Regions from separate parts of the Homo sapiens genome. Here region 1 is linked to region 2. Evidence: chromatin loops called from intact Hi-C (ENCODE). Cell type or tissue: endothelial cell of umbilical vein. All regions are shown on one strand. Links, peaks and the distances in the headings refer to the core of each region. The heading gives the core; the rest is flanking DNA. Region 1 overlaps SVEP1 (sushi, von Willebrand factor type A, EGF and pentraxin domain containing 1). Region 2 holds the start of SVEP1 (sushi, von Willebrand factor type A, EGF and pentraxin domain containing 1).

Evidence for each region. A loop is a pair of places that touch in the nucleus more often than their neighbours do. Peaks named below come from ENCODE experiments on the same cell type or tissue, not always from the same donor. Only the 100,000 strongest peaks of a DNase experiment are listed, where the experiment ranks them.
Region 1: a loop joins it to region 2, with 2.1 times the contacts of the local background. A loop is called at or near these places in 7 of 110 quality-filtered maps.

What each region holds. Positions count from the first base shown.
Region 1 is chr9:110,511,366-110,526,768 of GRCh38, forward strand. SVEP1 (sushi, von Willebrand factor type A, EGF and pentraxin domain containing 1) reads right to left here. Exons shown (of 48, transcript NM_153366.4): 4 at 2,583-2,741; 5 at 1,561-1,740. Among named protein-coding and RNA genes, the nearest start is that of SVEP1, 61 kb to the right of the region's middle. In endothelial cell of umbilical vein, for the core only: no CTCF peak of the experiment used is centred there; a DNase peak (open chromatin) is centred at 9,046.
Region 2 is chr9:110,573,520-110,588,922 of GRCh38, forward strand. It overlaps SVEP1 (sushi, von Willebrand factor type A, EGF and pentraxin domain containing 1), which reads right to left and starts at 6,222. Exons shown (of 48, transcript NM_153366.4): 1 at 5,494-6,222. The coding sequence starts at 6,024. RefSeq lists enhancers at 5,089-5,589, 5,590-6,090. In endothelial cell of umbilical vein, for the core only: no CTCF peak of the experiment used is centred there; a DNase peak (open chromatin) is centred at 5,692; H3K4me3 peaks cover 1,095 bases; H3K27me3 peaks cover 1,899 bases.

The DNA.
Region 1 (15,403 bases), core at 4,689-12,688, 60 kb before region 2:
TACTTTATTCTTTCATATTTTTATTTTTGGATTTTTTTGATTGACCTTCAAATGAATTTCTTGAGTTAGTTTTCTAATTTATTAATTTGACTTCTAACTAGGTCCATTCATTGTGTCAGTACCTTTTTTTTTTTTTTTTTTTTTTTTTTTTTTTTTTTTTTACTTCTAATACATATTTTTCCTCTCAAATTTCTTTCATTGCTTGGAATCCTGGCCTTATTTTAGCAATGTAGTTGCCTTTGAATCTCAGTGATTCCATTTTTCTTTCTTTTCTGTCAGGTCTCTTTTGTTCAATCTGCTGATCGTTTTCAGTTTTCCTTGTCTTTTGGGGATACCATGTAGGCCAATTTACATTTATAGATGAGTTCAGTATTGGTACCTAATAAATTGGTACCAACATAGATGTCTCCTGGGATTCACAAATGATCTTGGAGTCATGAGTAGGTGGTTCTCCCTTATGGATATGGATGCCAAGAAAAGACCAGAAGACAGAACTAATCTTTAACCAGTGGTCCAGCTGATTTGTGGGGTTTTGGAGTAGTCAAATCCTCAGCAAAGTGTTCTGCCAAAAAATGACTAGTGGATGTGGTGGGAGTAAAGTTGCCAGATTTAGCAACAAACAAACCAATGAACCAGCACGCCCAGTTAAATTTAAATTTCAGAAAATCAACAAATAATTTTTTAGTATAAGGAGGTTCCAAATCTTGCAGGGGACCCACATATACTAAAATATTATTTATCAAAAATTCAAATTTAACTGGCATCCTGTGTTTCAACTGGCAACCGTAGGTAGGGAGCAGGTACTGTACTGAGAAGCTTTGTGGGCAGGGATTCTGATGGAGGTCCTCAAGTCCCTTTGCTCGCCCCCCTTTTACCTTTTCTTAAATATCCTCCTCTTCTAACCCTACTTGTAAAACCCTAGGAAGTTGGTTGTGTGACAGTTGTAAGAAGTAGGAAAGTAGGTCCTGGAGTTGGCAAGTTGAGGCAGATTGAGGCACTATTTTTTTTTTTTTATTGCTTCTCTGTATTTGACATGGGAGCCTCAGATTCCATTGGTGGTGCCCACTTTCTATTGGCCTGAATAGGCTCCTTGGACTCTCGCTTTGACAAATTCTCTACTTTCTATAACGGGTCGACTAGCCGAAGTAAAGGCTGGAGATTACAAGTTGGCTAACTGCTCTTGTTGCAGGATACTTGTGTGATTCCTTAAGTCCTACAATTCCAAGAGGCATCAGTCTCCACTCTGATTATTCTAAACTCTCCTTTATATCATGTCTTAGAGGCTTGAAATTTGAGGTTTGGGGTAACCTGTCCATTTACTTCCCAGGCAAACTTTTTCTTTGCTTGTTCATAAAAGGGCTATAAAAGGCGTAGTTTACAATTATGTGGTCAATTGAACTTGGTAATTCTGATTTCAAATTTCCTATAATTTTTCTCTTTCTGTAGTATGGGGTCTATGAAATCCAAAAAGAAATGAAGAACTGACTGGTTTACTAGAGTTTAAATCAAGGAAATCAGGCAAGACAGTAAATAAACAATGTAAATTGGCAGTTTGCATACCTCTGCAGTAGCTCTCTGAACCGGACCACAAACCATTGGGTAGACATAAGATGATGCTGCTTCCCACAAGATCAAATCCAGGGTGACATCGGACCCCACAGGCTGCATTGAAGTGGTTGTTGCAAGTGTTTTGGATAAAGTAACCATTTTCGGGAGGCTTCAGGGCAGGGCAGTGGACAACTAACATTTACAAAAATAAAATTGAAAAGCAAAGTTAGCCTTTTGTCTATGACATATCCTTTTTTTTTTTTCTTTCAAGGGGGCATTTATGCATATGTGTCAATTGCCTACAGCATTTCCATTTACCGCATTTGGATTTTCAAGTACATATTTGGAAGAAGAACCCTTATATCTGACTCCTATTAGGTACTAACTTCCAATTAAATTTTAAATACAAACTAAATATTATTTGTTAAGCTTTAAAAAATTTATTTTGATATCTATATGGATATGAGATTTTATAGTTCTTGACCTTTATATGTCATTAGATATTTTCCCTCTTGACTAAGGTAGAATAAAACAAAGAACAAATAAGGCTAGCAAAGTATATTTGCTACAAACCCCAAGAGCCACAGCTTCTTGCACATGGTATATGCTATTTAAATATTTGTAATTTTTGACATGAATAATACTGAGACCCTTTACTTATAAAAATATATTATTTCAAAGATAAATGTGACTATCTCCAGAGCCAAGATGAGCTCATTTTTATTCAAATTTGTTGTTAAAATTGTGGCTTTTCTTTTTTTGATTCATTTTAAATGTTTTCCAAGTACTAAGCCTTTCTGATTTCAAGGTGATGTTATTCCCAGCATCTCAGTTCCCCTTTCTCTGGAGCAGGATAGAGATATGTTCCGTGATAAGAATGTTATAAAAGCAAATCATCCCACTCCCCCAAAAAATATGATTAGAGAAAAGAACATTAAAGATCATTCTAAATGAATTAGGTGCAAACACAAGCACTATTTCTCTCAGAGAAATCAGCTTTTATATTTCCCATTTTCCAACAGTGGGAGACTCACGTTCACAGGTCTGGCCAGATGCCCTGTATCCCTCTCTGCAGACACAGTCTTCAGGGGATGTGCTTCCAGGTGGAGAGGTGTGATTTTCATCAGGACATGGAATGCAACTGCTGATTCCTCCTGGTGAGCCTTCAGGTTTGTATGTCCCCGATGGGCAAGCTGTGGGCAGACAAGCCGGAGAAGTCCATGTTATGTGGCACATCAGCTGGTAGTTAACAAAACATTTGAAATTAATATGGGAGAGAAAGCCAAACAATAGTTTTCCATAGAAATGGTGATGTAGGCTGGGTGTGGTGGCTCACGCCTGTAATCCCTGTACTTTGGGAAGCAGAGGCGGGTGGATCACCTGAGGTCAGGAGTTTGAGACCAGCCTGGCCAACATGATGAAACCCTGTCTCTACTAAAAATACAAAAAATTAGCTGGGTGTGGTGGCGTGTGCCTGTAATCCTAGCTAATCAGGAGGCCAAGGCAGGAGAATCGCTTGAACCTGGGAGCTGGAGGTTGCGGTGAGCTGAGATAGCACCACTGCACTCCAGCCTGGGCAACAAGAGCAAAACTCCATCTCAAAAAAAAAAAAAAAAGAAAGAAAGAAAAAGAAATCGTAATATAATTTAAGCAAAGAGAGAAACCAACATTTTTGTTTTCTAAAGAATGATGTAATTTGTTATTTGCAAGGTATGAAGTGGCCTCTTATGTCCCACAATTAGTTTCAAATACAACACAACACAGCATGAAATGTCTGGGCTGATTTGTGGGAAAATTCAAAATAGCAATTTATATTAAGTCACCAGGAGGAATCAATGATCCTCAATAGATAAAAAAAACTTTGATAAGTATGATGTCCCCTATAGCCCAACTCCCCCATCCTGTGCACCTCATCTCTAGCACTGAGCCCCAGCTCCTCTCTTAGCAAAGGAGAATAACTGCAGATACGCAAAAAGCACTTAGCCCATTGTTTCTGTTCACAGATCTTGAGAAAGGATGAGGAGAAAGTGAAGAGCTTGAGGGACATAATCCAACCGACAGGAACTAGGCCCTTTGAAGAAAAAAGAATTAAAGACACTGCTTTTCCCAGGCTCATGGAAAAAAAAGATTAAAAGCAGAATCTAATTGACCTTGCTTCAAATCTTTCCTCTGCACAGACAATGTAGCTTTGAATTTGTAACTTAATCCCTCTGGAGTTATGCATCTGTAAAATAATTTAAATTTCAGAAATTCAATAATAGAGCAATTGTGGAATCAAGAGACTTGCAATGCTCAGTTAAGCCAATTAAATGTGGCATAGTCCCAGGTTGCATTTCATTATTAAATAACAGTTGCAACCAAGCAATGTGCATTTATGTGGGGATTTTTTTTTTTTTTTTTTTTTTGAGACGGAGTCTCGCTCTGTCCCCCAGGCTGGAGTGCAGTGGTGCGGTCTCGGCTCACTGCAACCTCTGCCTCCCTGGTTCGTGCCATTCTCCTGCCTCAGCCTCCCAAGTAGCTGGGACTACAGGCACCCGCCACCACGCCTGGCTAATTTTTTGTATTTTTAGTAGAGACGGGGTTTCACCGTGTTAGCCAGGATGGTCTCAATCTCCTGACCTCATGATCCGCCCGCCTCAGCCTCCCAAAGTGCTGGGATTACAGGCGTGAGCCACCGCGCCCGGCCTATGTGGGGATATTTTACATAAATTATCTCATTTAATCCTCACAGTATTAATAAGCAGCATTACAAGATTAATACTATCAATATTTGCATTAATTTCATTAGTATTATTATATCCATTTTAAACATCAGAAAATGGAGGCTTAGAGAGATTCAATGACGACTATAGTTACTCAGTTAGTGGGTGACAGAGATAGAATTTTAAAGCAAATATTTATATACCATTCACTATGTCCTAGGGACTGTTCTATATATTTTATAAATATTAACTTGTTAACTTCCTAATACCTTATGAAGCACCTAATATTATTAATCCCATTTGCAGATGGGAAGACAAAGGCACTAAGAGTTTAAATAACTTGTCATAGTTACACAGTGAGTTAAGTGGCAGAGCTAGGATTTGAATCCAGACAATTCAGAACCAGAGTCCATGTTCTTTACCACTACACGTGCTGTGAGTCAAACCCAGGCCCCTTGGATGCTAAAGCTAAATCATTATAATATACTAAATCATTATAATATACTAAATCATTATAATATACTAAAACTAAAATATAATATACTAAAACTAAATCATATAATAAACTAAAACTAAAATATAAAATAAAAATATAATATACTAAAACATTATAATAAACTAAAACTAAAACATTACAATATACTAAAAAAATCATATTGAAAGGTGGGATTCATAATATGTCATTATTTGAAAAGCCATGCTTCTAAAATTCTTGACTTTGTTTAAAAACAAAAGATACCATTTTCTCATGATATATAGTAGCAAATTCCAGATCTGGAGAGATTTGTGACTATGAATGAAGGAAACACTTAAAAATAGTAATAATGATATAAGACATGATAAATAATTTAGCATAAAGGAAACACTACTTTGAAGCACTGTATTAGCGATATTGAACTACTGAATTATTTATATTACTGAATATTAATATTGTAATATTTCTTTCTATAAAATATCAGTAAATATCTGATCAGGATCCTCAAAGAGATAAAGGACAACGTGGTTTCCTTTAAACAGGAGTCAGCAGCTGTAGAAGAAAATGATCAAGATAAATAGAGAGATAGAAAAGAAAGTTTAAAATGTAAATGAAAAATTAGAATTGTCATTGGGCCAGTAAAAAGAAGCCATATAACTCCAGAACAAGAGAATTGAGTAGAAGTAATGGTTGTGATATTAGTGCAAAGATACATTAATGCAAAGATATGAGAAGTAATGGTTATGATATTAATGCAGAGATATATTCCTAACCTGGAGCTTTAGTGCAAAAGTACTCATTAAGTTCCAGGAAAAATTAACAAAAGTCACATCCAGGATGAAAGAAAAATATTGCAAGCTTATAGGAAAGGAAATTAAGATACTCATAAAGGGGAAAATCAGATTGATATTTCATTTTTTCTTTGCAAAAACAAATGCCAGGAAAAAACTGAATAAGATACATAGCTTTGTGAAAAAAATTATGAACCCCAAGTTTTATTATGTGGGCAAGCTATTGGTAAGTAGGTGGGAAGAGAAAGACATTCGAGGATGTGCATAGCTTAGAAAACAAAGCCATTTTATTTTATGTCCAGGCATGGTGGCTCACGGCTGTAATTCTAGCACTTTGGGAGGCTGAGGCAGGAGGATTACCTGAGCCCAAGAGTTTCAATACCAGCCTGGGCAACATAGCTACACCCATCTCTTAAAAATATTTTTAAAATTAGGCTGGGCATGGGTGGCTCATGCCTATAATCCCAGCAATTTGGGAGGTCGAGGTGGGTGGATCACCTGAGGTCAGGAGTTCAAGACTGCCCTGGCCAACATGGTGAAACCCCATCTCTATTAAAAATACAAAAGTTAGCTGGACATGGTGGCAGTTGTCTGTAATCCCAGCTACTTGGGAGGCTGAGGCAGGAGAATCACTTGAACTCGGGAAGCGGAGGTTGCAGTGAGCCAAGATCACACCACTGAACTCCAGCCTGGGTGGCTGAGCAAGACGCTATCTCAAAAAAAAAAAAAAAAATGTAAAAAATTAGGTGAGCATGGTGGTGCTTGACTGTAGCCTCAGCTGCTTGGGAGGCTAAGGCGCTGCAATGAGCTACAATTGCACCACTGCAATCCAGCCTGGGGCCTGGATGATAGACCAAGAACCTGGCTCTTAAAAAAAAAAAAAAAAAAAAAAAAAGCCATACTTCATTTACTGAGAAAGAAATTAAAAAAAGATTTCAAGAACGAGAAAAAAAGGTACTTAATTAATAGTTTGAGATTAGAAAACCTGTGGAACATATAGTAAATTGCTAACTAAAATAATTGTGGAAATGAAAACAAATACTAAAGAAAGTCTAAGAAAGCAAAAGATTCTATTTGGCTTATAAATACATATTTAATATATGAGACTTGAAGAAAATTATCTTTATGGTTTTACAAGGTATGTATTCATGAGAGAATTATCAGGCTTTCAGGTTTGTTTATTTTTGCTGATCTACATTTTCTAGTTTTGTTACAATGAATAGGTATTATGTGGGCAAAACCAAAAGTAAATGAAGTTAGGCCCAGCACGGTGGCTCACATCTGTAATCCCAGCACTTTGGGAGGATAAGGCGGGCCGATCACCTGAGGTCAGAAGTTCGAGACTAGCCTGGCCAACATGGTGAAACCCCGTCTCTACTAAAAATACAAAAATTAGCCGGGTATGGTGGTGCACACCTGTAATCCAGCTATTTGGGAGGCAGAGACAGGAGAATCACTTGAACCTGGGAGACGGAGGTTGCAGTGAGCCATGATAGCGCCATTGCACTCCAGCCTGGGTGACAGAGGAAGACTCCATCTCAAAAAAAAAAAAAGTAAATGCAGTTATATATAAAAGAGAGTATTGTCTCAAATCATATATTTTGTTTGTTTGTTTGTAGACACCATCTTGCTCTTTAACCAGGCTGCGCTCAAACTCTCAAACCTCCCACCTCAGCCTCCCAAATAGCTAGGACAACAGGCACATACCACCATGCCCAGCTTCAAATCATAGATTTCATTTCATGGTTATCGGCTCTCTGACCTTGGAGACCACTATGATTTCTCATTCCTCCTCTATCTCCTTCAATATCTAAATAAAACTTATGTTCTTTGGTTCTTATTCCCTAAAAATCTTCTACGTTACTTTTATCTTAGATGCGACCTCATCATCTCTCTTCTGGTTTTTACAACATCCTCCTTACTAGTCCCTTGGCCTTACCTCTACCCTTCAATCCATTTGTGATGTTGCGACCTGAACAATTTTCAAAACTATAAATTCAGTCAAATCATTTTCCACCTAAAGCCTGTACCAACCAGATAAGCCCCTCTCTCTTTAGCCTGGAATATAAAGATATCTTTGATCTGTCTGTAACCTTCCCACCTCTGCAGCTGCAATGAACCAGCATATCATAAGCTGGTTAGAACCTGCTTCAAGATCAACTAGTGCCTAGTTTTGTACTGTCCCCTTCCCCTGACTCCCACCACATTTTTGGGGAGTTTGAGCAATTTACTTCATTTCTCTGTGACTTGGTTTCTTCGTGTGTAATAGTAGTAGTACTTTCCTTGTATATTTTTGTTGTTGTTGTTAGGATTAATTGAGGTCATGTGAGTAAAGCAACAATGCCTGGCATGTTGTTGGCATTTGGGAAATGTTAGAATAATGTCTCCAACCCTTCATTTTCTCAACCATAAAATAGATGATTATACTGCTTTTATAGATTTGTTGTGCCAGATAGATGCTCTGGCGCTTGGTAAATATTACCTTCCTTTCTTTCCCTTTCCTATCTTCCACTTCTGCATTTCTGCCTTCCTGCTTCTGAGTGAATCTCCAGCATCCTTCAAGACTCTAACTCATTCTTTAAAGGTTCTCTAACTTCTTCAGACAAATTTTGTTGCCTTCTCGCGGAACCCACAGAGTACACTACCCATTCCTCTGCACTGGCACACATCACACTCTTTGTAACACACAGGTTTCTCATTCCTTCAGTGGGAAGTGTGCTCCTGTATATTCAAAGAGTCTTCCAATTACCTGACCTGGCCATTGTCCAGCCAATTGCCTGAGCTGGCAGTCACTCAATCAAAGGAGGGCAAAAGAAAACAAGCCCTGATGGAGAGTGGAGGGTGGGTTTGGTGTGCAAGGAGAGTAGTAAAGTCAGGAAGACTAACAACAGAATGAAGTGAAGGGACAGTAGACTTGGAGTCAAGACAACTGAGTTGCAATCTTGGCTCTTCCACTAACAAGCTATGGGGTCACTGGCAAGTGACTTTTTTTTTCTTTCACTATAATATACAGAAGTTACAAGTAAGGATGTCTATGATCTTTCCAAGGCTAACATAAGATGATTCCATAAATAGAATAATACTAAAAAGCAACTTAAAGAAATCCTCCATATGAATGGTCAGATTCTGGCTACAGATTTTATAAATTATTTTTTAAAATAATGCTGCATGAAAAGGACCTAATCTTATAGTATTACTCTCCAAAATCTTTTAAATAATCAAGAGTTTAAAACACTGGCGAACAGAGTTTTGAATAAAAATACCCAAAAGTACATTTGGAAATGTATTGTGAAATTCATAATGATAATGAAAAACAGACTTTAGGAGAACTATTTAAAGGCATTGCACAATTCTAGTGGGAGAGGTGTAATCAACTTCCTTGATTCCCAAGGGGGAAAATTCCTCATCCCAAACCAAGCAAAAGTTGAAAAAAATGAAATAAATCTTTGGTTTGAACAAGTTTCACAAGTCTCCGTAAAGGGCTATGAATTGTTTTCCCTTTTTAATATGCGATGTTTCCTTCCTGGAAATGTACCAAATATTATTTCTTAATTGTTCTTTTGTTGTTGTTAAAATAAGCACTTTCTCTTTTCAGAAACATCTTGGCGGTTATCAGCTACTATTACTGGAAGTGTGAATTCTTGAGGTTATCACGTTGTACTAACATTAGATTTTTCTTCAGCTGACCATGCAATTCTTTGACTGAAGTAAATAAAAACACCAACCAGTTTGGAATTTGTAAAACACAAAGAAATCTCTACTCTTTCTAATATATCTTACCCGTTAAATATCAATTCCTTAGATGACTATTTTACTATTAATAACATATATTAGACAGTGACTTACATTTTACAAAATTTCTCCTCATACATGTCTTAGATTAACTTCTAAAAATCCTGATAAATATTAGGAGCCTTTATTTCCTTGCACAATTCATCTTTAAAAGTTAACAAATCACTTTAAAGAGTTTTAGGGCAGTTGCATGAGCTGCATTTAGGCTGTGCACTCCACAACTTCAAGGGTGCCTGTTTATGTGAATAATAATGGCATCCCCTGGAGTTGTACAACACCAAGCCTCTACTTTCTGCTATAAATAGGTAAGAAACCAAGCAAAATCTGGGCCCGCATTCTCTTTTCGACTTTATGGATTTGATCTGAATGAGGAATCTGTTCCTACAAAGAGTTGTGCTAAGATTTTGAACATAGGAATACACTGCTCTAGAACAGAACGTGTTTTCTCCATGTTGAACCAATGTTTTCAAAAATAAGACAAGGACCCAGGTGTGCATATAGGGACTTTCTTTTTATGAGGCAGCCAAGATCCTTTCTATTTTCCTCAATGAATTAGACAAGGAGACTTTCAATTGCCCTGAATTCTATACATCTGTACCTCTGTAGAATGCATTAGCAGCCTGTCGTTCTCCCTGTGACTGGTGGTAGCTCATTTGGCCAGAGTACAGACTATTTGGACAAAGTTGTGAATCTGAACCCTGATGTGGTGCCATGGCAGGAAATGGCACCCTAACTACAGGATGCCATATTGCAAATGTAAGCACACGCTCAGACTTGCCAGGAGATTAGTGATGGATCAGGACAAGTCTATCAAAAAACAAAAACCTCAAAGGACTGTGTACAAAAGAGGTTGCATCAGCAAAGTAATTTTTATATGTTGGGGATCAATATATGTGTATGCACACATACACACTCAAAAATACACACATATATTCACACATCAATACAACCAGCTGTGTAGAGAACATTTAAATGAATCCTTTGTTGTTGAAAGCTCTGTATTCTTTATTGTCTTAAAGTGTTTACCATCTGGATGAGAAAGGTGACATCATCCTGATTTTTATAATTAAAATTTCATTGGCAAGTACTTTTAGGAGAGGCCCTCTGGAGATTTTTTAGAATTATCTTTAACGTTATTTTTCTTTTCTAAAATAGCTAATAACTCAGAATCATGTAAGAAAGAGAAAAAAATTGCTAAACAATTTTGGTTTAACTACTCTTTTAATGTTTGACACTTAGGTTGATTCTAATTTTTTACAAACTTGAACAGCTTTTCTCTAAACATTTTTTTCCCTTAAATATTTGATCCATTTTTTAAAAATTTTCTTAGGCAAAGGAATATTAAATTTTTAAACTCACGAGTCTCTTGTTAAACTACTTTATATTCCCATTATCAAGACTGAAAGTACATGACTTATTGTACTCTTCATTTTCACTGGGTATTAGCAGTTTTAAAAATTACCAATGGATAATTATTTAAATATGAAGGTCTGTGAACTTCAGTTGCAACAGGGTTTCAACTTGAACCTAGATTAGATCCATCCCTGGGATTCAGACTTGTGTAGGCCCAACAGAAGTTGATTTGTGTGAAGAATTTGAGAGCCTTCTGGGAGAAAACTCCATCCATGGTGGGGATAACATTAAAAAAATTACAATTTAGAATGGCATGATTGTTGATCACTTAGATCAGACATCCACTGTAGCAGCAAAGCAAGGTTCTGCATACCAACTTATCTGCCAGATGTTAACCTTTATAGATGCTGGATTGTGGGATAGGCCAGTGGGCCAGCAAAGGGGGTCAGATCAGCAAAGAGGCACTCAAGGCACTTGAACAATAGCAATTTACCACCCAGCACATAAGTATTTCAGGATTTTAACAGCTTTTACAACTGTATTGTTGCATACTTGCTGAATGTCCGCCTGTCCTAAAGAAAGAGAGAATCGGCATATGTCAGCCCTAATGACCCTTGATTTTAGCAGCTAGGAAGGAGGAAAGATTCTGAGTGTAGTTTGGTGTTTATTGTCAAATGTGTTTCCCTTTGGGTCCTATAAAGAGTGGTAACTTATGAGTAACATTCAGGCTGTAGTTGGCTTTGATATTTTTCTTTCTTCACTCCTCTACCTCACATTCAATAAGAAATTAGTCTGTAGTCGTTTGGAAATACGGATTATATCAGTTGTTATCCATTTCCATTATTGGTACACTAATTTAAAAGCCTTTTTATTTTAGGCCTTGATTGTCTCTAACCTCCATACATAGGTTGCCTTTTCTACTTTGCTTCACACTCAGTGACTTTTAGCCACAGGTGCCAAATTAAATTCCTATTGTTATACTGCTTTTATCATGCCACTTTTCTGCCCCAAGATCTTCAATCGCTCACTATTGCCAGTTTACCAAAGGCCATGTCTTCAGCCTGAAATTCAAGTCCCAGTACAATTTAGAATATAGTCCTTACTCTTACTTGTCTTGCCTTGAATCCCACTATATCCATAGATTTTTCCTACCTTCCCACCCATGCAAGCTACCTCCAGTCCCCATCACAGGCTTATACTTTTCATTCTCTGCAAGTCGTCTTCATTTCTAACTGTCCAAATCCTATCATTCAAACCAAGTTGAAATCCTGTCACCCCCACAACTAATGGGAAACATTTTTGAATGCCAATAGCATTTTGTATATGTTTGATGTCATATTACTTTTATTTTCATTCAATCATAAAATTCTAAAAAACATTCAATTTACCCACAGGAAGACAGAAAAAAATAAACAGAGAAATAAAAATCAGAGAGAATAAACAGAAAACAAAAAATTAACTGGCAGACTTAAGCCCTACCATATCAATAATTACATCAAATATAAGTAGTCTAACTATACCAATTAAGTGATAGGGATTAAAAACATGATCCAGCTACAGGCTGTCTACAAGAAATCACTTAAACATAATATAGGCAAGTTCAAAGTAAAATTATAGAAAAAGATACATTGTGCAAACATTAATGAAAGGAAAGAAGGAATGTATGTTATATCAGATGAAGCAAGTTGAAGGGGAAATTTATAGTGCTAAATGCGTGCATTAGAAAAGAAGTCTCAAATCGATAATCTAAGTTCCCACCTGAAGAAGCTTGAAAAAGAAGAGCAAAATAAACCCAAATTAGAGGGAAGGAAATAGTAAATATAAGAGCAGAAATCAATAAAATTAAAAACAGAAAAAAAAGAAAATATAGAATAAAGATTTTGAAAAGATAATAAAATGATTTAGGAAGACTAATACAGAGAAAAAGAGAGAAGGCACAAATTACCAATATCAGGTAAGCAGACTCCATGGACATGGAAAAGATACTATATACTATGCACAGCTCTACTTACATATCTGACAACTCAAATGAAACAGACCAATTCATCAAAAATTATAAACTATGATAATTCATACAGTATTAAAAATAATTTGAATAGCCCTATGGTTAAGAAAATTGAATTCATAATTTTAAAATGTCCAAAAAATATCCAGGTCCAAATGATTTCAGTGGAGAATTCTGCCAAACATTTGCCAAATATCTACCAAAAAAAATAAGCACCACTTCTACATAATTTCTTCCAAAAAACAGAAGAGAAGGGAACATGCCCAAATTCATTTTATCAAGCTAGTGTTACCCTGATACCTAAGTGAGATGCAGAGTATAAATAAACAAAAAACTGCAGAACAACATCTTAGAAATATAGACACAAAAAAATCTTAACAAAATGTTAGCAAATGGAATTCAGCAATATGTAAAAAGAATTATACATCATGATTAAGTCAGGTTTATTGTAGGGAGGCAAGGCTGGTTCAATATTTGGAAATCAATCAATGTAATCATGTTAACAATATTAACAGGCTAAAGAAGAAAATGCACAAGGTCACGTCAATTGATGAAGAAAAATATCTGCAAACAAAATTGTCACCAATTTATGATGAAAACTCTCAGAAAAGTAGTAACAGAAGAGAATTTACTCAACTCAATGAAGAGAAACCTCAAAATCATACAAATGTTATTATTATTATTACTTTTTTTTTTTTTAAGCAGGGTCTCACTCTGTCACCCATGCTGGAGTGCAGTGGCACAATCACAGCTCACTGCAACCTTAACCTCTCAGGCTCAAGTGACCCTCTTACCTTCGCTGCCCATGTAGCTGGGACTACCTGTGTGCACCACCATGCTTGACTAATTTTTGTACTTTTTGTAGAGATGGGGTTTTACCATGTTGCTCAGCCTGGTCTCAAACTCCTGGACTCTGGCAATCTGCCTGCCTCAGCTTCCCGAAGTGCTGGGACTTCAGGTGTGAGCCACAAATAATATTATTCTTAATAATGAAAGTCCAAATGTTTTCCCCTTATGATTGGAAATAAAGCAATTCTTTTTTAAAACAGTAGTGGAACTTCTAACCAGAACAGTAAGGGAAGAAAATGAAATAAAACGTATTCGGATTAGAAAGGAAGAAATACAACTAAACCTATTTATAAGTGATGTGATTCTCCTTATAAGAAATTTCAAGTACTCTACCAAAAGCAAAAAACCAAAACACTCCTAGAACAGGTAAGTTAAGCAAAGTTGCAGGACACAATGGAAACAAACACAAATCAATTGTTTCTATGTACTAGCAGTGAACATGTGGACAATGAAATTAAAAATATGTTTACAATTATTTACTATTGCTCAAAAATAATAAAGCAAGCATGTACAAAACTTATATACTATACAATGCTGAAAAGGAAATCAAATATCTAAATTAATATATCATGTTTGTGGATTGGAAAGTTCAACATGGTAAAAATGTTAATTCTTCCATCATTAATATGCAGATATAATACAACTCCGAGGAAAATCCCAAGAAGATTTTTTTAAATGTAGACAATATTCTAAAATTTGTATGGGAAGGCAAAGAAATTAAAATTAGCTAAGACAATTATAAAGAAGAATACAGTAGAAGGAATTAGTCTACTTGCTTTCAAGACTTATTATACAGCTATAATAATCAAGACTATGCAGTATTGATAGATCAACAGAACAGAAGAGCAATCCAGAAACAGAGCTACACTAATGTGCCTGGCTGATTTTTTTTTTTTACTTTTTTAAAAAAATTATACTTTAAGTTCTGGGATACATGTGCAGAATGTGCAGGTTTGTTACATAGGTATACGTGTACCATGGTGGCTTGCTGCACCCATCAACCTGTCATCTACACCTGGCTGATTTTTAACCAAAGTGCAAAAACAATTTAACAGAGGAAAGATAGCCTTTTCAAGAAATGGTTTTGAAACAATCAGACATCCGTAAGTACAATAATTAACCTTGACCTAAATCTCAAACCTTATACAAAAATTAAGTAAAAATATCATGGATTTAAGTATAAAATATAAAACTATAACACTTTTCGAAACATAGGAGAAAATCTTCAGGAACCAGTATTAGCCAAAGAGTTCTTAGACTTGACACCAAAAGCAGAATTCATAGAAATAAAATTGATAACTGGACTTTGAACTTAAAAATTTTTGCACTGTAAAAGCCTCTCATAGAAGAACTAAAAAGTCAACCCACAGAATGGAAGAAAATATTTTCAACCTACATATCTGACATAGGACTAGTATGTAGACTATATAAAGAACTCTCATAACTTAAAAGTAGAAAAACAAAAACAACAATTAGACAATGAACAAAAGACATGAAGAGACAGTTCACTGAAGAAAAGATATAGATGGCAAATAAACATATGAAAAGATGTTTAACATCATTAGTCACTGGGGACATGCAAATTAAACCAAAATGTGTCATCACAACACACCTATCAGAATAGCTAAAATGAAAAATAGTGACGACACCAAGTGCTATCAAGGAGGCAGAGAAACTGGATCACTCATACATTTCTGATGGAAATGTAAAGTAGTTCAGCCACTCTGGAAAACATTTTGGCAAGTTCTTAAACAAAAATATGCAACTACTGTGCAATCCCACAATTACATTCCTGGGCATTTAGCCTAGTGAATTAAAAACTTATGTTCACATTAAAACCTATACACAAATGTGTATAGCAGCTTTATTCATAAAAGCCAAAACCTGG
Region 2 (15,403 bases), core at 2,450-10,449:
ACCAGAGGATCACATTTCTGGAATTCAGGAACAATGAGGAAAGCAGATTTTTTTTTTTTCAAAGGAAGCTTCATGCGATGTTTGTTTAACGGATATTTAGCAAAAGCGAAGTGGAAATGAGGGGCTCTGGTTTTATTTTGATGTGAAATACGTAGGATTGAGAAGAGCCTGGCATTCACAGTGGGACCAATTTAAACATATTCACTTTAGGAAAGGTAACTTACAAACACATGGCAGGAAGAAAAACCAAGAAAAAGGTCGTTATGAGATAATTACTCACCCAGAACAAACAGCTGAAGAGCTTTTCATTAATTCTGTAAAAGGATTTCATGTAATTAAGTTCAAGGTGCTAAACTTTCCCCCAGGCTATTGACTGTGTACTAATTACAGAATTCACTGCTTTAGTCCTTGCACTCTTTGAAGAGTGCTAGGGGGTGGTTCTGAAGAGACTATGTCTACACTGCACTTTATCCATTCAAATCAGGTGTGATAATGGTGAGTACCCACTCATATACTACCCCTCGAGTTGTCCAATTCTGACACCAAATAATAATCATTTAAAAAGAGAAGCAACACTGTTAATCCTTTTTGTTTGGTCAGTCCCATCTGCTGAGAAATAACAGCAAATTTCATGTTGTTAAAGAAAATTTCTACATCTCGCGGTTTTTATACAAGAGGAATAAGATGTCTGACTGAGGGGTAACTGTGCGCTTGCACAGTGTGCCTATGCACCATACATGTTTATGTGTTTGCCTGTGATTGTGTCTGTGAACAGTTGTGTGAGCATTCAGTTTCAAACAGAAAAGGTTTGAAAAACTGATTTTTCCAGGGAGTAATTAATAATCTCAGAAATGTCCCTGTGATTTTCAATTTCACACAAAGGCTAGGTCACAATCAGTTATAATAATACCACTCTGCACACACGTGGGAATCTGACAAACGATCTCATTTCCATGATGAAACGTACAAAGTTTCAGGTCAAAACCCATTCAAGATAGCTTACCATTTTCAAACTAACTTTGCAGCTAAATGCTTCTGCCTGATCCCTATGCAAAAATTCAAGCCTCAACCAACACCATTTCTAAATGTTGGTCATCTTCTACCAATTTTCTCTAAATCTTATATTTTAGTTATACCTAAGAATGCTCATCAGAGGCTTGGAAAAGTTACAATGCAGACATGTAGGCTTCCAGTTTAGACAGGGACTGAGTCCAGTCGACCTTCTTTTTTTTTTTTTTTTTTTTTTTGAGGAGTCTCACTCTGTCACCCAGGCTGGAATGCAGTGGTGTGGCCTCGGCTCACGGCAAGCTCCGCCTCCCGGGTTCACGCCATTCTCCTGCCTCAGCCTCCCGAGTAGCTGGGACTACAGGCACCCACCACCACGCCCGGCTAATTTTTTGTGTTTTTAGTAGAGACGGAGTTTCACCGTGTTAGCCAGGACGGTCTAGATCTCCTGACCTCGTGATCCACCCGCCTTGGCCTCCCAAAGTCCTGGGATTACAGGCCTGAGCCACCGCGCCTGGCCGAGTCCAGCTGACCTTCTTTTGTACCTTCTCATAGCCCAACCAAAATGAGAAAAAATAAAAATAAAAAAGTCAAAGGGAAGATCAGCTAATACAAACTTTTGAGAAATCCCTGCTTGTTAGATTACAAATGGATCCAGGCTGAAGAGCAGCACTGGGAACCTTGTAGGCAATTCCTCTGTTCAAGACAGGATGTAGTAGTTGGAAGGGGAAAGCTGAAGACAGAGTAGGTCTTGAGGGGAGCACTGTGTACTCGACTCATTACCCATTTTACTGTTTTGGATCAACATTCTCAGAGGCCCCGGGCAAGTCTGGCCAAGCCAAACAGAGGAGCTGGCACATGGCAGGTTTTTCCCTGATGCAGCAGGGTTCTTCCTGGATGGAGTAGACCATGGCATTAGGAATAAGGCCAGCCATCAGGACCTCATGAGTATTTAGAGCGGAGACCAGGTCCAACAGGGAACTACAGCTGCAAAACTATACCCTGCCTGGCGCGACTGCTTCAACACACAGAGAGCATTTTTAGGGTAGCTATTTATCTCTTAAAGGCAAAAGCCTTTAAACCTTCATAAGCAATGAAAACAGTACAAATGAAAAAAAAATAGATCCAGTAGACTAACAAAACATTTGTTGCCATCACCTTAAACAAAATTAAAGCGCTGAGAAAAAATATTTGCCACACACTTGGGTCACTGACAGCTGAGGGTTAATACCATTAAGATTTAAAGAGCATTTGCAAATCAATAAGAGAGCCACCCCCAGTTAAAAACTGGATAATAATCCTCAAATATCTTAGTGGGTATTCAAAAAAAGGAGCTATATATGGACAATAACATGTTTTTAAAATATTCAGCCTCACTAATAGGGAAATGCAATTTAAAATGGGACTCCATTTCTCACTTAGAAAGTTAGGGGGTGGGGGATGGAATCTTCAAATGATATTAGCCAGCACTGGCTGGTCTGAACCCCAGGTCCTGACACTGGGGCTGCATGTGGAGGGCAGGTTGGCACCATTTTCTGCAGAGCAACTTGACACATGTATTAAATGTCTTAAAAAAACATGAATATTCTTTGATGCAATAATGGCACTTCAAGAATTTGCCTTAAGGAAATGATTAGAGATATGGACAAAGATTTAGTTACACAATGTTTGTAACAGCCTAAATACATAGTAATAGGTAGTCTCACACACACACACACACACACACTCACACACAAAAGCACATTCTACAGTGGAAAACTGTGACCCTGAAAAATAATGATAGTAGAAATATGTTCCTTATTTTGGAAAGAAGACTGAAATATATGGTGGGAATACAAAGTCAAATTACAAGAGGATGTACAATTGAATCCTTTTTCCTGGGTAAACATAATTTAGGCATAATATATGTATGAAAACATGCCTATTACCTAGACAACTGAATAAAGTCAAGGAAGCTATGTACCAAACTATGACGGTATATTTTCAGGAAATAGTTTTCCTGATTATTTTATTTTCTGCAATAAATATTTATTATCAGTAAAATAAAATATATATAAAAAGAGAAAAAAAGAATCAAAGAGACTTCAACAAGAATCCAAATATAGAAGGCATATTTTTAAAAATCAGTGTTTCTATACGTCAAGAAAAGTTGTTTGAAATTTAATTTTAAAAGATGCTATTCATGACAGTAATATTGAACAGAATATATTTAGATGTAAACTTGAAAAATATATACAGGACTTAACTTCTAAAAATCTACAACTTTGTTAAAGATGTATAAATGTATGTGTATAAAGAATATGCATAAATGCTATTAAGCAAATTATATGAACCAAATAGTGCTGGGACAACTGCTTATTCATTTAAAAAATAAAATTAGACATCTTTGTCACACTATGCACAAAAGTAAGTTCCAGATGGATTAAACTGCTAAATAGAAAACTATTTCTCTGATTTGGGAAATGAGAAGGCTATTCTAAGACTTTGAGAAAATATAAGGTCTTACACTTTTGAAATGGAAGAATTATTACTATAAAATACATATAATCCCCAAGTTAATTCAATATTTTCTATATTGAAATCAAAATCCTTACTGACTTCATTGGTAATATGTAAAAATGAATTTAAAATTCATATTAAATAATAAGTGGGTAAGAATTAACTAGAAAAAGAATAGATTTTTTAAAAGGAGAATTTGCACTACCAGATATTTAAATATGTTGTAAAGTTACAATAGTTAAAACATTTTGGCAATGATACAAATGAGATAGAGAATGGGATGAAATAGAAAGCCAGGAAGAGATCAAATACCCATAAGCATTTAGCACATGATAAACATGACATTCAATTAAATTGGAAAAGGACAGATGGCTATTAAGCAAGTAGTGCTGGGACAACTGGTTAACTATTTATTTTTTAAAATCAAGTTAGACCTCTTTGTCATATCATACACAAAAATAAATTCCAGATGGATTAAGCTGCTACATGGAAAACTATTTCTCTGATTTGGGAAATGAGAGAGCTATTCTAAAACTATGAACAAATATAGGATCTTAAGGAAAATGTTTGATAGATTTGAGTGTATAAAAATGTAAACCATTCATCTAACAACATTTCCATAAACAAAAATAAAAGGCAGTGAACTGGAAAAACATTTGCAACATATACACAAAAGAATTACTGGCCTCACTATATAAAGAACTTTTGCAAATCATTAAGAAAAAAAAACAAGCCAATGTGTTAAGAAAAAACAAACAAGCACTATAATGGCAAAATGGGCAAAAACTATAAATATCAGAGGAAAAAATACAAATGTCCAGTAGATGTACTGGAAAATGTTCATCCTCAAAAATCAAAAATGTGTATTTGCTAAAATGATGCCTCCATCACCTCTTAAATTGACAAAGATATTAAAAAGAATAGTATGATATTGGTGAATATGTGGCAAATTTACTGCTGAGATACTCTGCTGATGAGAATATAAATTTATACAACCCTCCAAGGGAGAAATGGACAATAGTATCAAGAAGTTACAAATGTTCATAACCTTTAGTTCAGGAACTTTTATAGAAATTCTTCCTAAAGATGTAAACAGAGGAGTCCACAAATATTTATGTTCACGATAACTTAGTAAGGAAAAATCCTAAGTGTCCAACAATAAGTGATTGTTGCACGCAATGGAATAGTATGCAGCTAATGTAGAACATTTTAATTAGGATATAACAAACGAAAAATGTAGGCTACAAAACAGCAAGATATTAAAAGTATGAATGGATGTACATACTGGGCAACTGTTCAACAACCTGCAAACAGTGGCTTTTTTAAAGTGATGAAATTTTAGGGTTTTTTTTTCCTCTCCCTACTTTTTGTTTAATTCAGTCCACAAACACTGGCTTGCTATTATGTGTTAGATATTTCTATATGTTTCTTTTTCCCCCACTGAATATGGATTAATTTGTAATCAGAAAAACAGACACACTTTACAAAAGTCCGACATCCCAAACTGACTTCCTCTTCCAGATATTAAAAATCTAATAAAGGATTGGAGCAAAAATAGGAAGGGCACGAATCTTACATTGAAAGCATAACATAACTTTAAAAAGAATTGGGGTTAGGTTTATATCACTCCATGTCCTACCTTTAGAAACACTTTGTAAACCATGCTCACCTGTTTCAGCTTGGATACCGTCTGCTCCTACAAACGTGAATGTGATTAGCGTTTCAAGGATCCCTTCCTAACAGGGTCCTCGAAGCCGACTATCTAAGGAGCCTGACATCCCTCTAAGCGTTTTAAAATCCATTATCCCATTGGAACCTCCACAACAATAATAGGCGGGTAGCGATGACTCTGGTTTTGTGGATGGGGACGCTTGACTTGGGGTGGTTATGCCTTGCCCAGGACTGAACCCCGGGATAGAGACGGGCAGGCAGCGGTGGGTCGAAGGGCCCGGGGACTAGGGCCCGGGTCGGGAGGGGCGGGCGCCTTACCGCGGCTTGCTGGAAGGCGCCCTTGGTGTAGGTGCCGCCACCTCGGTAGGAGATGGCAGGGATCTCTTGGAGGAGCAGCGCGCACTTGTGCTGGCGCGCGCGGCGGGTGGAGATGTAATCGACGCGCGGCACCACGTAGTTCTTGGACGAGAAGGTCACGATGGCCACGCGCGTGGCCGTGGGCACCACGGGGAAGTCGGACAGCAGCTTGCGGACGAACATGAGCTCGCTGCGGAAGTTGACTTCGCCCACGCTGGACGAATCATCCACCAGGAAGACAAGCTCCAGGCGCTCGCTGAGCTCCCGCAGCAGCCGCACGCGTCGCCGGAACGCCTGGCCCAGCCGCTCCACTCTGCTCCCCGCCGCTTCGTCGCCAGGAGCGGGCGGCGCGGGGATACTCCCGGGGGCCCCGGGCGCGGTCTCGGGGAAGAGGCGGAAGCTGAAATTGCGCGACGGGGACATCTGCTGAAAGGTCGCCCAGCCCGAAACGAGCGCCAGACCCCAGCAACAAAAGGCCAGGCGAGGCCACATCGCGCTGGAGACAGAGCGGCTGCCCCGGAGCGCAGGCGGCGGCTCGGGCGGGAAGAGGCGCTGGGCGGCCGGACTCGCAGAGGGGCGTGCGCGGAGCTGGGCGCGGGGCAGCGGCCAAGAGCCTCAGCGCCCTTTCATCTGACACTGGGGACAGACACAATCCAGACTCCTCAGCAGCTCGGGAACTCCGGAGGGAACGGCGCGCGCTCTCTACCCCTCTCGCTCTCCTCTTTTTTTCTTCCCTCTCTCCTCCTCCTCTCTCTCCCTGAAGCCTATAAAATGTTTGAAGGAAAGGGGGCAGTCAAGAAAAATCTCCCGCTTCCCTCCTTCTCTCCCTCTCTCCCTCTCCCCGCTCCTGTCTACTTTCTGTATCTGTGACTCTATCTCCCTCCTCCCCCTCTCATTCTCCTCCCGGGATCAAGCCAAAGGCTCGGAGATTCCATGACACCAGAACCCCGCGTCTGTCAGGCTGTCAACATTCCCGCAGCAAGCGCACCAGCGCCGAAGCCCTGATTGATCCCATATGTCTGGCAGGAGCTGCAGAGGAATTCACTGGAGATGGATCCAGATACCGAGAGTGCCACAGTAATTGGAAACACTTTGTAGACGAAAACATACACGCGGACTGGCCAGGGAGTTGAAAGCATCCTTTGAAAACTGCTTGCTCACCTTTTGTGTTTCTTTTCCCCCATTCAGTGTCCCAAAGCCCTCGCCAAATAGATGATTGTACAATTTTCCTGATGGGGATTTCTAATCAGTGGTGTGTGTGAGCGTGCAGATTAAGCCCTTAAGGGCCCCCTCAGATCACACCATAAAGGAGTTGCATCTAACCTTATGCGTTCCACAGGAATGATTTGTCATGGTACTTCAGTCGTGCATTTATTCATTCATCTGTTTGTTCATTCTTTCCTGATTTTAACAAATATTTTTTGAATACCCATTGTGTGCCAGGAACTATGTGAGGCACTGCAAATATAAGGAACAAAAATTGACAGGGATTCTATCCTCAATGAACTTAAAGGGTAACAAGTGAGGTGACCATTAACCAGATATTAACATACAAAATATATGTAATTACAAGTGACCATGCTAAATAAAGGAGAGCTTAGGTAGACAGACTTGACCTTGGAGAGGCCAGAGAAGCCTTCTCTGAGGACAGAAAGTTTGTGCTGAAGTCTGAAGTGTAAGTAGGGGGTCCCCAGTCCCCTTTCATGTGTTCTTGATCTATTTCAACAGATAAGATCCACCTGGCTTTAAGTGGTACCTGGCATATATCTGCTTTGAAACAAGTTGCTACCTGGGGTGGTTTTTCCAAAGCAAGACCTCCAAAGGGGAGAGCGCACGTGTAAAGAAAAGGTGCACTTTGCATGAGGGTGGGGCCTTTGGTTAAAAGATTCCAGCTGGGAGTCAGGAACACCGTGTAGGTAAGCCTACGGTTATGTAAACCACCTGAACTGAGTCACTTCCAATCCTTGGCTCAGCATCAGTATCTATTTCATGATGGAATTCAGTGATCTCAGTTTCCTCTGTTTCTAATAGTGAATGATTTAACTCCGTCTGTATTTAACAAAATACTTTCAGTGACAAGTATCACAATGTATTGTGTAACATGTTAGGGCTCTGGCATCAGTTTTCCTGGACGAAATCATGACTCTGCCATTTATTAGTTGTACAGCCTTGACTCAGTTTGTTCATTTGTAAAATGGAGTAATAACGATAACATATTAAGGGCTGTCATAAGGATTAAGTCATAAAAAAGTAAAATTCTTAGGACAATGCTTGGAGCATAGCGTGTACTCAATAAATGCTGGCTGGTTGCTCTTATTGCCACCTTTAATCATGAATGTTCTTCAAATTATTTTCCTAACAATACTTATTGACCACCTGCTATGTGCTGGCATGTTAGATACGGAGGATTTAAAGGTGAATAAGACTGAGTTCCAGTCCTCCAGAAGTTCAAAGAACATTAGAAAAGAACATAGATTTGCAAACAATTACAAAGCAGTAGGGTGACTGCAAAAGCAGAGAAGAAAGAGCAAGGAGGAGAAAGATCTCGTTCTTCCTGGGGAATGAGTAAGACTTCATTTGAGCTGGGACTTTTTTAAAAAAAAAAAAGTTTTTCCAAATATCATCTACTCTGTGTTATTTAAAACACATCATGAAGCCCTTTATGTGCAAAGCACCGTGGCATCTGCAATGTGTGCCATCTCCTGTGTTCCCCACACAAACCAAGGAGGTACTCAATTGCTTTAGAACTCTTGCTGCAAGTAAGTGGCACCTAATGTCTCCTCATTTAAACAAAAAGGGATTTTTTGGTTAGTATAACTAAACTAGGGAAAGGGCAGAGGGTACAGCTGGTCTCAAAAAGGCTTGGAAAAGGAAATTAAAAACTACTTAGGTCTTTAATTTTTCTCTCAGTTTGGCTTCTTTTTGGATGCCACATTTAGTCTCTTCTTCGGATTTATAACCTGAGAAAGACTTTTACCCCACCAACTCAAGTTAATAATATTTTGAGATGTCTGCCATAGGCCTAGACACATTCAAAGCTCTCTGGATAATTCTAACACATGCCCCAAGGGTGAACGCCTAAGAACAGCACTCTGGCATTGTGTACCTCCAACGGGATGAACAGTCAGGCCTATGTTACTTGTCCTCATGGTAAGAGAGTGGGGACACATCAGTCAGAGAAGTCCTGCCTGAGTGTTATTAAGACTGCTGCTCCAAGTCTTGCCACCGCTCCCCAGAGCCCTGTAGTCCCTTCTGCTCTCTAATCTAAAGCAGTGGTTCCCAGCGGGAGAGATTTGCATGTCTCACTCCCAGGAACCTTAGGCAATGTCTGGAGACATTTGGGGGATGGGGCAGTGCTACTGGCATCTAGTGTATAGGAGTAAGGGGTGCAACAAAACCTCCTACAATGCACTGGCAGCCACCACAACAAAGAATCATCTAGCCCCAAATGACAATAGTGGTGAGGTTGAGAAACTCTGGCCTATACCACAGTAATAGATGCAGAAGATGACAAAAACTTGTTAGACTAAACATTAAGATTAGAAAGGCTGGGCACAGTGGCTCATGCCTGTAATCCCAACACTTCAGGAGGCCGAGGCGGGTGGATCATTTGAGGTCAGCAGTTCGACACCAGCCTGACCAACGTGGTGAACCCCTGTCTCTACTAAAAATACAAAAAAAAAAAAAAAAAAAAATAGCTGGGCATGGTGACACATGCCTGAAGTCCCAGCTAGTCGGGAGGCTGAGGCAGGATGATCCATTGAACTGAGGGGGCAGAGGTTGCAGTGAGCCTAGATCGCACTACTGCACTCCAGCCTGGGCAACAGAGTGAAACTCTGACTCAAAAAAAAAAAAGAAAAAAGAGGAAAAGAAAAAGCAACTTAAAGGTATAGAAATGACAACATGGAGCTGAAGTGTAAAAAAAACCTACCCTGACTTCCTGACTTCATCTCATGAAATAAAGACTTCTGGAAAAAAAAAAAGTGTGTTGGTGGGCTAGGGCAAGAGGCATGCATTATATAATTCTCACCACCTAAACTGTGATTCAGAGTCCCACATTTTGTTCAATCAGGAATGGAACCTCAATCCTGTCTACCCGCTGGGACCTCTGCTTGAGTCGAGGACACCAACTACACCCTCCCTTCACAGCACCCATCTTTCTACATTGAAGCTGATACTGTGAACAGATAAGTTGCAACGTGCATATGGGGAAAGATGGAAGAGGGACTGAGGAAGAGAGCAGAGTGGTGCTGGTAAAGATCCTCCTGAGATTCCAAGCATCAAGTCCAGTCATGGGAGCAGAGGCAGGAAAAATGTCTGTTTCCACGCATGCTAGTTGTCATGTTTTGTTTTAAAAACAAAACTATAACACAGTGTCAGTGAATCACAGCGGCAGGCAGTGGAGATAGGAGGAAGATGCCACCTTGTGACTGCATTATGACTGTATTTATAAGAATATCTTTCTGCCGTGAATTTAACAAAGACATTCTCTCACATACAGAGGTTGGGAACATCTGCCACTCTATATGTTTCTTTTTAAAAAAAATTCCCATCAGTTTTTTGGGGAACAGATGAGTAAGTTCTTTAGTGATGATGTGTGAGATTTTGGTGCACCCATCATCTGAGCAGTATACACTGAACCCAATTTGTAGTCTTTAATCCCCCACCCCCTTCGCACCCTTTCCCCCTGAGTCCCCAAAGTCCATTGTGTCATTCTTATGCCTTTACATCCTCATAGCTTAGCTCCTGCTTATGAGTGAGAACATACGATGTTTGGTTTTTCCATTCCTGAGTTACTTCACTTAGAATAATAGTCTCCAATCCCATCCAGGTTGCTGCGAATGCCATTAGTTTATTCCTTTTTATGTCTGAGTAGTATTTCATCGTTCACAGTTTCTTATCCACTGATTGATTGATGGGCATTTGGGCTGGTTCCACTTTTTTGCAATTGCAAATTGTGCTGCTATAAACATACCTGTGCAAGTATCTCTTTCTTTTCCTCTGGGTAGATACCTAGTAGTGGGATTGCTGGATCAAATGGTAGTTCTACTTTTAGTTCTTTATGGAATCTCCACACTGTTTTCCATAGTAGTTGTACTAGTTTACAGTCCCACTAGCAGCGTAGAAGTGTTCCCTGTTCACCGCATCCACCTCAACATCTATTATTTTTTGATTATGACTATTCTTACCGGAGTAAGGTGGTATCTCATTGTGGTTTTGATTGCATTTCCCTGATCATTAGTGATGTTGAGCATTTTTTTTATATGTTCATTGGCCATTTGCATATCTTCTTTTGAGAATTGTCTATTCATATCCTTAGCCCATTTTTTATGGGATTTTTTTTTCTTGTGAATTTGTTTGAGGTCATTGTAGATATTAGTCCTATGTCAGATGTATAGATTGTGAAGATTTTCTCCTGCTCTGTGGGTTGTCTGTTTACCGTGCTGTTTATTTTGCCATGCAACAGATCTTTAGTTCAATTAAGTCCCAGCTATTTATTTGTATTAATATTTATTTGTATTTGTATTTGTTGCATTTGCTTTTGGGTTCTTGGTCATGAAATTCTTGCCTAAACCAATGTGTAGAAGGGTTTTTCCAATGTTATCTTCTAGAATTTTTATGGTTTTTGGTCTTAGATTTAAGTCCTTAATCCATCTTGAGTTGATTTTTGCATAAGGTGAGAGATTAGGATCCAGTTTCATTCTCCTACATGTGGCTAGCCAATTATCCCAGCACCATTTGTTGAATAGGGTGTCCTTTCCCCACTTTAGTTTTTTGTTTCCTTTGTCAAAGATCAGTTGGCTGTAAGTATTTGGGTTTATTTTTCGGTTCACTATTCTGTTCCATTGGTCTATGTGTATTTTTTATACCAGCACCATGCTGTTTTGGTGACTATGGCTTTGTAGTAAGTTTGAAATCAGGTAATGTGATGCCTACAGATGTGTTCTTTTTGCTTAGACTTGCTTTGGTTATGCAGGCTCTTTTTTGGTTACATATGAATTTTAGAATTTTTTTTTTCTAATTCTGTGAAGGATGATGGTGGTATTTTGATGGGAATTGCATTGAATTTGTAGATTGCTTTGGCAGTGTGGTCATTTTCACAATATTGATTCTACCCATCCATGAGCAAGGGATGTGTTTCCATTTCCATTTGTTTGTGTTTATGATTTCTCTCAGCAGTATTTTGTAGTTTTCCTTGTAGGGGTCTTTCACCTCCTTGGTTAGGTATATTCCTCAGTTTTTTTGTTTGTTTATTTGTTTTTGCAGCTATTGTAAAAGGAGTTGAGTTCTTGATTTGATTCTCATCTTGTTTGCTGTTGATATATAGGAGAGTTACTCACTTGTGTACATTAATTTTGTATCCTGAAGCTTTGCTGAATTCATTTATCAGTTCTAGGAGCTTTTTGGAGAAATCTTTAGGGTTTTCTAGGTATAGGATCATATCATCAGCAAACAGCAACATTTTGACTTCCTCTTTACTGATTTGGATGCCCTTCATTTCTTTCTCTTGTCTAATTGCTCTGGCTAGGACATCCAGTAATACGTTGAATAGAAGTGGTGAGAGTGGGCATCATTGTCTTGTTCTAGTTCTCAGAGGGAATGCTTTCAACTTTTCCCCATTCAGTATTATGTTGGCTGTGTGTTTGTCACAGATGGCTTATATTACATTGAGGTATATCCCTTGTACGCTGATTTTGCTGAGGGTTTTAATCATAAAGGCAATGCTGGATTTTGTCAAATGATTTTTCGGCATCTATTGAGATGATAATGTGATTTTTTAGTTCTGTTTCTGTGGTGTATCACATTTATTGACTTGTGTATGTTAAACCATCCCTATATCCTTGATATGAAACCCACTTGATCATGGTGGATTATATTCTTGTTATGTTGTTGGATTCAGTTAACCAGTACTTTGATAAGGATTTTCACATCTATGTTCATTAGGGATATTGGTCTGTAGTTTTCTTTTTTGTTATGTACTTTCCTGGTTTGGGTATTAGGGTGATACTGGCTTCATAGAATGATTTATGGAGGATTCCCTCTGTCTCTACAATTGATACCAATTGTCAATACAGTTGGTACCAATTCTTCTTTGAATGTCTGGTAGAATTCAACTGTGAATCCATCTGGTCCTGGACATTTTTTGTTGGTAATTTTTTTATTATCATTTCAGTCTTGCTGCTTGTTATTGGTCTCTTCATGGTATCTAATTCTTCCTGATTTAATCTGGGAGGGTTGTATCTTTCCAGGAATTTATCTGTCTCCTCTAGGTTTTCTAGTTTATGCATGTAAAGGTGTTCATAGTAGCCTTGAATGATCTTTTGTATTTCTGTAGTGTCAGTTGTAACATCTCCCATTCTATTTCTAATTGAGCGTATTTGGATTTTCTCTCGTTTTTTTGGTTAATCTTGCTAATGGTATATCAATTTTATTTATCTTCAAAAAAACAGCTTTTTCTTTCATTTATCTTTAGTATTTTTTGTTTGTTTGTTTCCATTTCATTTAGTTCTGTTTTGATCTTGGCTATTTTCTTTCCTCTGCTGGGTTTGGGTTTGGTGTGTTCTTGTTTCTCTGGTTCCTTGAGGTGTGACCTTATATTGTCTTTACTCTTTCAGACTTTTTGATGTACGCATTTAGGGCTATGAACTTTCCTCTTACACTACCTTTACTGTATCTCAGAGGTTTTTATAGGTTGTGTCACCATTATCATTCAGTTTGAAGAATTTTTTAATTTCCATCTTGATTACATTGTTGAGCCAATGATCACTCAGGAGCAGGTTATTTAGTTTCCATGTATTTGCATGGTTATGAAGGTTCCTTTTGGAGTTGATTTCCAGTTTTATTCCACTGTGATCTAAGAGAGTACTTGATGTAATTTCAGTTTTCTTAAATTTATTGATACTTGTCTTGTGGGCTATCATCTTGGAGAAAATTCTATGTGCTGATGAATATAATGTATATTCTGTGGTTATTGGGTAGAATGTTCAGTAAATATCTGTTAGGCCCATTTATTCCAGGGTATAGTATAAGTTCATTGTTTCTTTGTTGACTTTCTGTCTTGATGACCTATCTAGTGCTGTCAGTGGAGTATTGAAGTACCCCACTAAAACGTATTGCAGTCTATCTCATTTCTTATGTCTACTAGTAATTGTTTTATAAATTTGGGAGCTCCAGTGTTAGGTGTATATATATTTAAGATTGTGATATTTTTCTGTTGGAAAAGGTTTTTGTCATTATATAATGTCCCTCTTTGTCTTTTTAACTGTTGTTGCTTTAAAGTTTGTTTTGTCTGAAATAAGAATAGCTACTCCTGCTTGCTTTTGATGTTCATTTGCATGGGATGTCTTTTTCTACTCCTTTACCTTAAGTTTATGTGAGTCCTTATGTGTTAGGTGAGTCTCTTGAAGGCAGCAGATAGTTGGTTGGTGACTTCTTATCCATTCTGCAGTTCTGTATCTTTTAAGTGGAGCATTTAGGCCATTTACATTCAATGTTAGTATTGAGACGTGAGATACTATTTCATTCATTATGCTATTTGTTGCCCATATACCTTGGTTTTTTGGGTATTTTTAAATTGTATTTTTGTTTTATAGGTCCTGTGAGATTTATACTTTATTTTATTTATTTATTTATTTATTTATTTATTTATTTATTTTGAGACAGAGTTTCACTCTGTCACCCACACTGGAGTGCAGTGGTATCATCTCGGCTCACTGCAACCTCCACTTTCCAGGTTCATGTGATTCTCCTGCCTCAGCCTCCCGAGTAGCAGGGATAACAGGCACCCACCACAATGCCCAGCTAATTTTTTTTTTTTTTTTGTATTTTTAGTAGAGACAGGGTTTTGCCATGTTGGCCAGGCTGGTCTCGAACTCCTGACCTCAGGTGATCTGCCCACCTTAGCCTCCCAAAGTGCTGGGATTACAGGTGTGAACCACCATGCCAAATTTCATTTGTAAATTATCATACAGTAAAATTGAGTTTTTTGTTTGTAGAGGTACATGAAATCAGGAACTGTTCTGTATCCTATTTGTGATTGTGGTTATATAACCACAGATCCAATTGTTTTGTAATCAGAATACAGAACAGTTTCACTGATTAAAAAACTGCCTTTATAGTTACACCTCACCTCACCCCTAATCCCTAGCAACCACTGATCTTTCCTTCAACATTATAGTTTTATCTTGTCAAGAATGACAATGTAAATGAAATTAAACAGTATGTAATTTTTGGAGACTGATGCTTTCCACTCAGCATAATAACCTCATCTAAGTGTTTGTGTACAGGCCTTTGTGTGAACTTATGTTTTCAATTACTTAGGGTAAATACCCAGAGGTGAAATTACTAGGTTATTTGCTGAAAGTATGGTTTCATTCTAAGAAATTGCCACAGTGTTTTCCTGAGTGGTGCAGGCACCATGTCTCATTCACAGTAGGAATGTATGAGAGTTCTAGTTGCTCTGCATTCCATTCAGTGTTTGGTATTCTGTGTGGGCGTGTGTGTGTGTGTGTGTGTGTGTGTATACATATATACAGATATACACATATATATGTATACATATGTATATATGTATATGTATACATATGTGTATATATATGTAGACATATATACATATATATAGATGTATATGTATACATACATCTATGTATGTGTTTTTATATATATATTTATAAAAACACATACATAGATGTATATGTATACACCCACATATAACCATTCAAATAGGTGTGCAGTGGTCTCTCATCATGGTTTTAATTTGCATTTCCCAAATGGCTAATGATATTGACATTGATATTAACCTTCAACTCCTGAATTTCCAAGTTTCCCTCTACTTGCTTAGTAAATATTTGTAGAGCAAATCTACTAGCAA